2 separate regions of the Homo sapiens genome follow, and region 1 is linked to region 2. Evidence: chromatin contacts called from ENCODE Hi-C or POLR2A ChIA-PET data. All regions are on one chromosome and are shown on one strand. The core of a region is the stretch at or near the end of the contact, and the rest is flanking DNA. Distances in the headings are between cores, read along the strand shown. Region 1 overlaps LOC107985255 (a long non-coding RNA gene). Region 2 overlaps LOC107985255 (a long non-coding RNA gene).

Region 1 (5,349 bases), core at 67-2,566, 33 kb after region 2:
ATGTCCTGAATTTTCTAGGTCAGTCCCGATTTCAAATATTCTATCACCTTGTCAGACCATGTATTCCGAATTTGCATTTGGAAAATGTGGCCACTAAATCCTTGGGACACTGGATCAGCATATTAGTTTAGGGGGGTAGAATCAGCCTGAATAGTATTGATGAATATGTTTTAGAAAAATCAATCTTTCCTCAGGGGCAAAATTAGAGCTTATAAACTGAAGTCACCAGACCTCTAGAAGGAGGAAAATAATGACTCTAAAGCCAGTATGAGAGTTTCTGCGGCCCTGGGAGGCATGTGTGAAACCAAATAGGGTAGGACTCTCTTCTTCGGCTGATGGGGCAGAGAAACTCTGAGGGAGAGTGGCCTCAGTGCCTGCGTGTGGGTACCCCCTTACCTCCAAGAGCCTCCCCCTGACAAGACAGAATGACCTGAGATGCTGGGCAAGGAATTGGCCTTAGATGCAGGTATTGGGAGAGAAACCTAAGGCTCCATTATTAATGTAGAATTGCACTAACAAAATCTAAGACAGATCAGAAATGTGAACACACCATGATTTAGTATCCATCCCAAGGAGAGGTGACAGAGGAATACAGGATGGGCGTACACATCGAAAAGGGGCAAGGACATTGGGGATGATGATCCCTTCCAGTTTCAGTCTGAGGCACACTTGGTACATCAGCCCCTACCCCTGTACTCCTACAACTCCTCTGAGCAATGAATCTTAAAACCCTTTACAATTTAAGCGATTTACCAAAATTAGCAATCCATGGATACATTTATTCCCCTTGTCTTCAGGTAAATATAAAACTAAGGTTCTCTGAGACTATGGTCATTTTTGATATTAAAATTTCTATAGAGGGAAAAACCACCAGTATCAATGTCTTGATTTCTGACTAAGAAAATGCTTTGTGTTGTCTACCACCAGTATTTCCTGCTTTAGGCAAAACCCATACCCAGGGCCTCTGTGAGCCTAGATAATTTTTGTGCAAATTAGAAAAAGTGCCTCGACCTCCAGGTGGCACAGCCCTCTTTCAGGGAAGCAGGTTTGGGAACAAAGTGCAGACTGGGCTGCAGAGCCACCTTACCCCGTGTCCGTGTGCTACCGTGTGTTCCAGGTCTGCCCACGGCCTCCCGCCCAGGTCTCATGGTGGTGGAGATTGTCAACTGGTCACAACCCATGCTTCAGGCATTTGTAATAAAACTTGCCAAATCTGAAGTAATTTAAAGACAGGATCAGAAAACTATCTCCATAGAGATATATGTTCTCCAGATAGAGAGCACCCACAGGTTGAACTGTTTCATACAAAAGTCAATTGTTTTTTAAGACCTCAGAGCTTTAGAGATTGTTGATGTTTCTAGAGTTACCATGGGCATGCCATTTAACATGGATGCTACAGGGACCACAAGGATGAATAGGGTACATTTTTTTCTCTTGAATCAGAACAGTTTTGTATGAGTGATAAGGTAGACATGCCTAAAAAGCCAATAAAAGTGCAATGCTGTATAAGTTTAAGTGTCAAGTGAGTGGAATTGAGATATGCTGCAGAAGTTCAGAAAAGAAGAGAACATCATGGGCCATAGGACTCACAGAGACTTCATGAAGAATTCAAATATATAAAATGGAGAAAGGAAGGGAAAGAATGATATATTTGAACAAAAATTGTCTAGTTTCAGGTGCAGAGGCAGTGAAAGGCAAAGAAGATGACAAGAACAAAACTTGAAGGTCTGAACTGAACCTGGGATTGCGGTCAATGTTCTTAGAGAAAAAAGTGATGAATATTGCGTATGCATATCTGGGAAGTAAATTTTTTTTTTTTAGACAGAGTCTCGCTCTGTCACCCAGGCTGGAGTGCAGTGGCGCGATCTCAGCTCACTGCAAGCTCCGCCTCCCGGGTTCACGCCATTCTCCTGCCTCAGCCTCCTGAGTAGCTGGGACTACAGGCACCTGCCACCATGCCCAGCTAATTTTTTGTATTTTTAGTAGAGATGGGGTTTCACCGTGTTAGCCAGGACGGTCTCGATCTCTTGACCTCGTGATCCGCCCAGCTCAGCCTCCCAAAATGCTGGGATTATAGGTGTGAGCCACCGCACCCGGCTCTGGGAAGTAAATATTTAAAAGACAACATTTATTTACAAAGTCAGCTAGGGGAACTCAAAACATCAGAGACTTAGTAATAGAACAAACACAAGTTCAAAATCCAGCTCCACTCCTCATGAGTTACATAACCATGACATGTTTCTTAAACTCTCCAAAACTCCATTTCCTTATTTGTAAAAGTAGAAATAAAAAATGCCAGTTATCTAAGATAATTAAGGAGATTGAAAGCAATACAGAATATATGTGTCTGCCATATAGTAGGTGTTCAGTACCCAGGAGCTCTTGGGATTATTTCAGCTTCAAAATCCTCTAACTATGAATGACCTGAAGGTAAAATAATCAATTTTATCTTTGACTTCTAAGACTACTGCAAACATCAATGGCTTCTATATGCATCAAAAATAACCAATTGTATATTGTAATGCAAGATGGACTCTTGTCAGGGTTCTTGGTTATAAACAACAGAAACTGATTCTGGCTATCTTAGGCAGAAACAAAGCTTATTGGTAGGGCATTAGGTAGTCCACTGCATTGACTAGGAACAGGGGTTCAGGAAGAACCAAGGCAAACAATGTTCAGCCAAGATCATGCCAAAGGCAATTGGCATAGCACACCACCACTGATGCCACCATTGGATGCCCACTACCATGCTGCTGGACTGCTCCATCCCAGCAATTGCACCACCATGCCACTGAACAGAACTCTGGCCTCCAGGCACCTGCTATGCCAAAAAAAGTCTCTAACTAACCCTTTGACTTATCCTCTTAGTGTTTACAATCTGACAGTGACATTTCATTAACCAAGCTTAAATTATATGTCCATTCTCTAGCTACCCAGGGTAGGAAGATAAAATGCCCCCACTACTTTATCTTCTGTAGTGAGAGATAAGTAGGAAACAGAGGCCCTCCTTTCCCATGCCTTGAGATTCTCCCAACATAGAAAAGGAGTATGGATGGCAAAATAGCAAAACTGCAAATGTCCAGTGTGCACTAGCAATCAAAATCTGCTAAATATACATGCACAAATCTGAAAAGAAATTAAGCAAGACCTATAGAAGAAAACTATAAAACTTTCCTCAATGAAGGAGAAGAGTCTAATATTAATGTCAAGGCATACCATGTTTCTGAAATAGAAGCCTCAATATAGTGAATATGTCAATCCTCTCCAGATCTACAAGTTCACTAAAATTTTCTATCAGAATTACAAGAGTTTTTATTTGTTCATGTTTTTTAAAATTTGACATTTCTAAAGTTTATACATAAAATGATTTATGTAAAAGAGCAAATAAATTTTTGGAAAAGAAAAATAAATGAGTGTTTGTCATACAGATATCAAAATACACTATAAACCTACAACTGTATGGCATGGTATTGACTCAGGAATAGATTCATAAGTAAGTAGCAAACTAGCACTCAGTCATTATACAAACAGACATTTAGTGTATATAAGAAGATATTTCAGATCAGTGGGGAATCAGGGATCAGAAAACCTTTTCTTTACAAGACAATATTATAAATATTTTAGACTTTGGGGGACAAAGTCTCTGTTGCAACTACTCAACTCTGCTACTGTAGTGTGAAAACAGCCATAGGCAATACTAAACAAATAGCTGTGTTCCAACAAAACTTTATGTACAAAAACAGGTACTGAGCAAAATGTGGCCTTTGGACCACAGTTTGCCAACTTCTTGTGTAGACTAGTCAATAAATAGTGTTGAAATTAGCTTTTTGGAAAAAAGTCTGAACTCTCCCACTATGCACAAAAATAAAATCCATTTAAATGCAAGCATCTAAATGTGAAAATGAAAACTATAAAAGTATCAGAAAAAAGTAGAAGACACAGAAACATGAAAAAAATTAACAGATGTGATTACATAAAGCTTTAAAGGTTCTATACTCAAAAGACTGAAAGTAATTATAAAACACCAGGAAAGACTGGGAGAAAATATTTGCAATGATTGTATGAAACAAAAGATTAATATCCAAAATATATAAATCACACCTACAAATTAATTTTAAAATATATAGACTAAATTTTTAAAAATACGAACAGGAAATTCACAGAAGAAATCAAATAGCCAATGAAGATTAAGTTGCTCAGCCTCACCAGGAATAAGAAAGAGGGCAGCCAGGCATGGTGGCTCACATCTGTAAGCCCAGCACTTTGGGCGGCCAAGGTGGGTGGATCACCTGAGGTCAGGAGTTCAAGACAAGCTGGCCAACATGGTGAAACCCCGTCTCTACTAAAAATACAAAAATGAGTTGGACGTGGTGGCACGTGTCTGTAGTCCCAGCTACTTGGAAGACTGAAGAAGGAGAATTGCTTGGACCCGGGAGGCGGAGGTTGCAGTGAGCCGAGATCGCACCACTGCACTTCAGCCTGGGTGACAGAGTGACACTCTGTCTCAAAAAATAAATAAATAAATAAAAAATAAGAAAGAGGTGAAAAATGTATACGCTTTTCTCTCTCTCTCTCTCTCTCTCTCTCTCTCTCTCTCTCTCTCTATATATATATATATATATATATATGTATATATATTTTTTCTATATTAGCAAAAAAAATCAGCATGGGCAAGAATACACAAAAATAGACAATCACGTACTATTTGTGAGAGAATGAGTTAACAAACTAATTTCTAGAAGACAGTAATATCTAAGACAATTTTTAAATACATACCCTTGGACATAATAACAGTACTTGTTGGGATCAACTCTAAAATGTTTGCATAGGTGTACAAAGATTTCTTTTTGCATAAGTTTGTTAACTTATGTTTACTTGTAATGGTGAAAAACTAGAAATACTAACTGCAGACCAAAGGTGGAACAATTAAGAATAAGGTAGACGTATTTGCTGATGTAAGACACAAATCCAAGAGAAAATAGCCAGATGGAAAACAATACAAATAAGAATTATAACACAGCATGAACTCATATTCTTAAAAAAAATTATACATTAATAGAAAAAATCATTTTTTAAGCAGGGCTGAAAAAATTCCCATAGTAGTAGTTACTTCTTGGAAAGGCGGGGCTCCAGGGAGGTAAATGTTAATGTTTTAATCTATATGTATGCCAGTACTGGAACCTTTTCCAAGATCTACTGTAGTTTATCAGGGAGGAACAGGACCCATCTCCAGCAGACAAATCTGCCTGCCGGTCCCTTGCCCTTTCATTTTCCTATATGCCTCTTTCTCACATCGGCCAGTGTGTCTTTTAATTTTGCTTATCAGTTGTTGTGAGTTGAATTATGTCA
Region 2 (5,240 bases), core at 1,080-3,579:
CAGACACATAGTAGATACTCATAGTAGATACTTAAATGTTTATTGGATAATAGGAGGAATTATTGTCTTTTCTTTTGTATGCAATATATTTTCAAGCGGTTAAGTTGTAATCCTTATAAAATATTGCTATTCAGATTTTCCATGACATCATATTTTACTTTAAGCTGTACTCTACCCTGCCAATATTTTCAAACAGTAAACTTTCATAGAATTTACACAACTACTTCAAAACTTAGCAATTAAATTCACTTTTATTTCTGTAATAAGAGAATATAGACTTAAAGAATTTGATGAATAAAGTCATAAGGATCCCTCCTCCAATTGATTCCATTATTGGCATTTTATAGGTAAGCTGGGTATCTTCAGGTGTGTTTCTTCCCCATGGAATTGTTTGCCCTGTGGCACTGCAAGCCTGGCACTCATTGCTCTTTAGCAAAGGGTTAAAGCAGCCATTTGTTCTCAGAGCATTTTGTTTTCCCCAAGATTTCCATTACTGCTATAAATTTTTCAGCGTGGCTTTTATGTAAATGCAGCAAGAAAGGCAAGACAGAAAAATTTATTTGTAAGCTTTAGGGGGAAAAATGAGGAATCTGAAACTGTTTATTGAAAATAAATGAATATGGAATGTAGAATGGAGGCCAAAGAAGAAATGAATATTTTGTCTAAGTACCACTTGAACAAAACCCCAGAGTAGGAGGTGGAGGCTAACATGGACTGTTTCTGGGGCAACCAAGCATACTTTTGGCTGCAGACAGGCCAAGGTCAAAATCCAAAGTCTTACTCAAAGAAGCCGTAGATCCCACTGAAAGCCAAATCCTGGGCTGGTGGTCAGAAAACTCTGAATTGGTGTGTGTCCTGAAGCAGGTCATTTGATGTCCTCGATCTGTCATAGAAACATTTCCATACCCCACCCACACTTCTGATAGGATGCTATTTTCAGTACTCCCTTGAAAGCTGAAAGTGGGTATTATTCATATCTGTATACTCAAAAACTTCACACATAGGCAGTCATTAATTCATTATGTTACATGGAAGAATTTGAGAACCTTTAAGTATGAAGTGCTTTGTCAGTACTCCGCTTTTGAATATAGGTTATATTATCATTCAGGTATGGCGACATCAACAGATCGGGAGATGACTACCAGTGGAAAGAGTTTGCTACTCACAGATCCCAAAGAAGGCGCATGCCACATTAAGGGGTAGGGACAGGTGGGGAAGGAGACATACAGGAAGGCACCAAGGTAGCTCAGGAGGCAGAGGGAATGAAGGGAAAACGTGGGCAAAAGCCTTTATTGTGGTTTCCGTGGGAAGAAATATGTGAGGCAGGATAAGGATGCTTAGGATTGGCCCATCTGAATAATTTTAATAGGTTCTGGGGAAGAAGGACTGTTCCTGTTAGTCTGGTATCTGGCCCCAGGGTGATTAGAACAGAGATAGTAGCCAGGAATGTGAGAGCCTAATAGAATAGAGGTGACTGGATTAAAGTCATGGGTTACAGAACAGTCCCTCCAGGACCAGCAAGTCCCCAAGATGTCAAAGCATAAGAAAACAAAAAGGAAGATTAATATACTTTGCATATACTCTTTTTAGGTAAACATCAAACCTATTTTACTGTATATTTTTATAGGACAAAAGTAAGGCTCAACATGATTTGAAACTGAGCCGTGGTTACATGGTAGTTGGAAGGACCAAAATTGACAACTAGGTTTCTATAAATCCAAAGGGCATGTCTTCTAGTTCTGACATGCTGCCTTCTATGTCTACTGTTTCCAGTTTGGATTGCAATATACCTCTCCTAGCTACAGGCACATAGCTAACACACACACACACACACAGACACATTCACACACACATACTCATTCACATATCAGTCTAGAATTTCTAGACTGGCAAGATAGTTCTGACAATAACCCAAACTTTAGATTCATATGGTGGAAGGGAGATTTGTATGGGAATGAGGATATTTAGCAATTAATTCTGTTTGTCACCCATATGTTGTGGACCTTGAAAGGTCATTTGGCCCACGAAGGCTGAGCACAATCCTTTCTATATAGTAGATAGTCAAATACTCTCCAAATTGACTTAGGTCTTAGTTTCCTTCCCAGTAACAGGAAGAAATTAAAATAGATATGTTTCAAGGTGATTTATATTATTAAAAATAATAATCCTCTGATATGTTACAATGCCTGAAAAACCTAATATTTTACCTGAAAGAAGACTCAACCAAAAATTATATTATCCCTGCTAGCTTATCCCCCTTCCCTGCTTATAGATCAGCAAGATTGGGTAAGCTTGGTTTCATCAGGCCAGAGTTTATGACTAAATGTGTGAGACATCCTGGGCTGTTAGGAATGAGTCACTTGGGCAGGTGGGCAGCCCGGGTGCAATCTCACCAGGAGCCCCAAAGCCTGCTTCTGTAAGAAACACTGCTACACATGCGATTACAGGAAGTAATTTGGCACTGAGCAGCCCTATTGAGTCATCACTCTTGTTCTTATACGAGACTCGATATTTCCTCTTTTTAATTAAAAAAAGAAACATGCTGGCATTCCATAAATAACATCAGTGATGCAAAAAAAGGCAAGGCACAAAGGAAGGAGAAACTGGAAGAGCCTAACCTTAGCCAGGCTTCGTCTTCCTTAAACTGTCTCCTCTGTCCTCAGCTCAGCAACACCCACAGATCACTGCTGCTGGACAGCGTCTACCCCTGCCCTTGTGGGAGCTAAAGGGATGAAGGGAGGACAAAAAAGGGGGGGACTTCTTTCAAATCTTGTGCTAATGGAAATAGAAAGAAAAAACCATTGATCATTTGAATTGGAACTTGCACTGTCTCTGTGTTACATCTTTAGGATGAGTTTGGAGACAGAGCAAAGGTTAGGAAGTGAGAAGTTGACTTTGGACTTTTTTTTTTTTTTTTTTTTTTGAGACGGAGTCTCACTCTGTCACCCAGGCTGGAGTGCAGTGGCATGATCACGGCTCACTGCAAGCTCCACCTCCTGGGTTCATGCTATTCTCCTGCTTCAGTCTCCCAAGTAGCTGGGACTACAGGTGCCCACCACCATGCCTGGCTATTTTTTTTTTTTTTTTTTTTTTTGTATTTTTAGTAGAGATGGGGTTTCACCGTGTTAGCCAGGATGGTCTCCATCTCCTGACCTCGTGATCCACCCACCTCGGCCTCCCAAAGTGCTGGGATTACAGGCATGAGCCACCGCGCCCAGCTGACTTTGGACATTTTTATTGCTGTTGAAGAGTCAATGGGGCACAATCCAGTGTAAAAAATCCCAGAGTTTTATCCTAACTTTGCCATTGTTTTTCCTTTATGACCTTGGGCCAAAACCTTCACCACTCTGAGCTTTGATTTTTATATGCATTATACAAAAGGCTAATCCTGAGTCATTCCTTTGCTCATTCTACAGTCACTCTTATGTCTTTGACTGTGTGCAAAGCACGGGGCTAAAAGTTTCCTTTAGGGAACTCAGGGTCTTGAGGGGATGGGGTACAGTCTATGAGACTTTGTGCACTTTCCTAATGTCCTAGTGAATTACTCACTCGAAAGAGGCTGTATGATTCGGAATCCCTTCCAGATTTCTTGGTCTGGGATCTGTGAGGGAGGTGACTTTGTTAATTCTCTTGGGCTCCCAGCAATGTTTTGAAATAGCAATTCATTAGATCATCTAATCTTTTAAAGTAATGAAACCTTTCTAACAATAGACTCATATGTACAATTCCAATACATAAATCCGTCAGTAATAAAGCTGCTTTGGCTGAAACTGAGGCAGAAGGTGTGGAGCTTCTTGCTTGAGCTGTCTCTGGAACACCTTCCTCTTAATCCTTTGGCACTGTAGAATACAATTTTAAAACCATTGCTTTATTACCTTTCAAAGAAATTTTCAAGTGAACAAAGTTCTCCAAAATAAATAGAGCCTTGGCACCTGAAGAAGGATGAGTTTGAGCAACATACATGGTTCTCAGCCCTTGCCCTACCTTTTGTTTCTCTGGTGTATTGGTGGAGGCCCATGTCATGTGTGAACTGATTCACAGGACCTCAAGACAAGCCAAGGGCCTAAGAACCAAATGGTAGAGGTTCAGCAGGAAAGTTGTCTCTGTGCCATGGGCAGGAGAGGCCCCATTCTGCCAGCTTAATCCTCAACTCCCACATGGTAAGAGCAAAGCAACAAAATGAAGTCTGCCTTGGTTTTATTGAGAAAATGGCCCAGGAGACATATAATAGAGATAGGTCGGAGGTATGAGAACAAACCATTTCCTACACTCTGATTTCTTTGAGGGAAAGATCCATGCCAACTGTATAATTGTTCCTAGAGAGGTATATGTAGTAAATGGAGACAATATGTATTATTGATGGGATAAATGAGTTAATTAATAATACATGTACTCTGTTTCAAAAATATTATAGAAAAATCAACGAATTTGGATGGTATCCATCCACAAGGTTAGAAAAAAAAAAAACGTTCTCAGCAAACTATCGCAAGGACAAAAAAACCAAACACCGCATGTTCTCACTCATAGATGGCAATTAAACAACGAGAACACTTGGACACAGGAAGGGGAACATCACACACTGGGGCCTGTCGTGGGGTGGGGGGAGGGGGGAGGGAAAGCATTAGGAGATATACCTAATGTAAATGACGAGTTTATGGGTGCAGCACACCAACATGGCACATGTATACATACGTAACAAACCTGCACATTGTGCACATGTACCCTAGAACTTAAAGTATAACTAAAAAAAAAAAAAAAGAAAAAAGAAAAAAAAACAATGTATTGTAAAATTATAAATTTGGGGCCATGACATATTGATCTTTAAATGCCAACATCTAGCATAGAGTCTAGCACATAATAGGCTATTTTAGACCAGTTAGGCTGGTGTGGTGGTCTTTAATGATACTCTAAATGCACAGTAAGATTGTACTTTCTGTCCTTGATTGGGGTCATATGACCAAATCTGTCCAATGAGTTGTGGGTGAGGAATGACGTGTGTGACTCTCAGGCTGATTGTGCAATGGCTGATGTAAGACTCTCCAGGACTCTTTTCTCTGTATCAGACTGACCAGTAATAATGCAGACGGTGGCTGCTCCATTAGTCTGGGTCCCAGAGAGAGGGTAACAAAGTGGGTACATAGTGGAGAAGATTCCTCAGACAACCTTCAATGATCAAGTAATATGAGTAAGAAACATTTGTGGTTTAAACCGCTGGGTTTTTAAGAAACCACATTATAACC

Evidence for each region. A loop is a pair of places that touch in the nucleus more often than their neighbours do. ChIA-PET counts read pairs that join two places held with the same protein, here RNA polymerase II (POLR2A). Pooled maps may share reads with other maps.
Region 1: a loop to region 2 is called in a map of PC-3, with 5 times the contacts of the local background. The contact joins two enhancer-like sites. A Hi-C loop is called at or near these places in 1 of 168 maps with a recorded cell type or tissue (PC-3), 4 of 37 single-sample maps with no recorded cell type and 4 of 50 pooled maps. POLR2A ChIA-PET finds 5 or more read pairs at or near these places in 2 of 52 experiments (A673 and Panc1).

What each region holds. Positions count from the first base shown.
Region 1 is chr1:209,071,300-209,076,648 of GRCh38, forward strand. The region is part of intron 1 of LOC107985255 (a long non-coding RNA gene); the gene reads right to left. Among named protein-coding and RNA genes, the nearest start is that of LINC01774, 100 kb to the left of the region's middle. Within about 2 kb of position 1,317, at least 3 of the 41 ENCODE cell types and tissues checked have a DNase peak (open chromatin) inside an H3K27ac peak, as active enhancers do; they include PC-3, where a contact is called at or near this core.
Region 2 is chr1:209,037,127-209,042,366 of GRCh38, forward strand. The region is part of intron 1 of LOC107985255 (a long non-coding RNA gene); the gene reads right to left. Among named protein-coding and RNA genes, the nearest start is that of LINC01774, 67 kb to the left of the region's middle. Within about 2 kb of position 2,330, at least 3 of the 41 ENCODE cell types and tissues checked have a DNase peak (open chromatin) inside an H3K27ac peak, as active enhancers do; they include PC-3, where a contact is called at or near this core.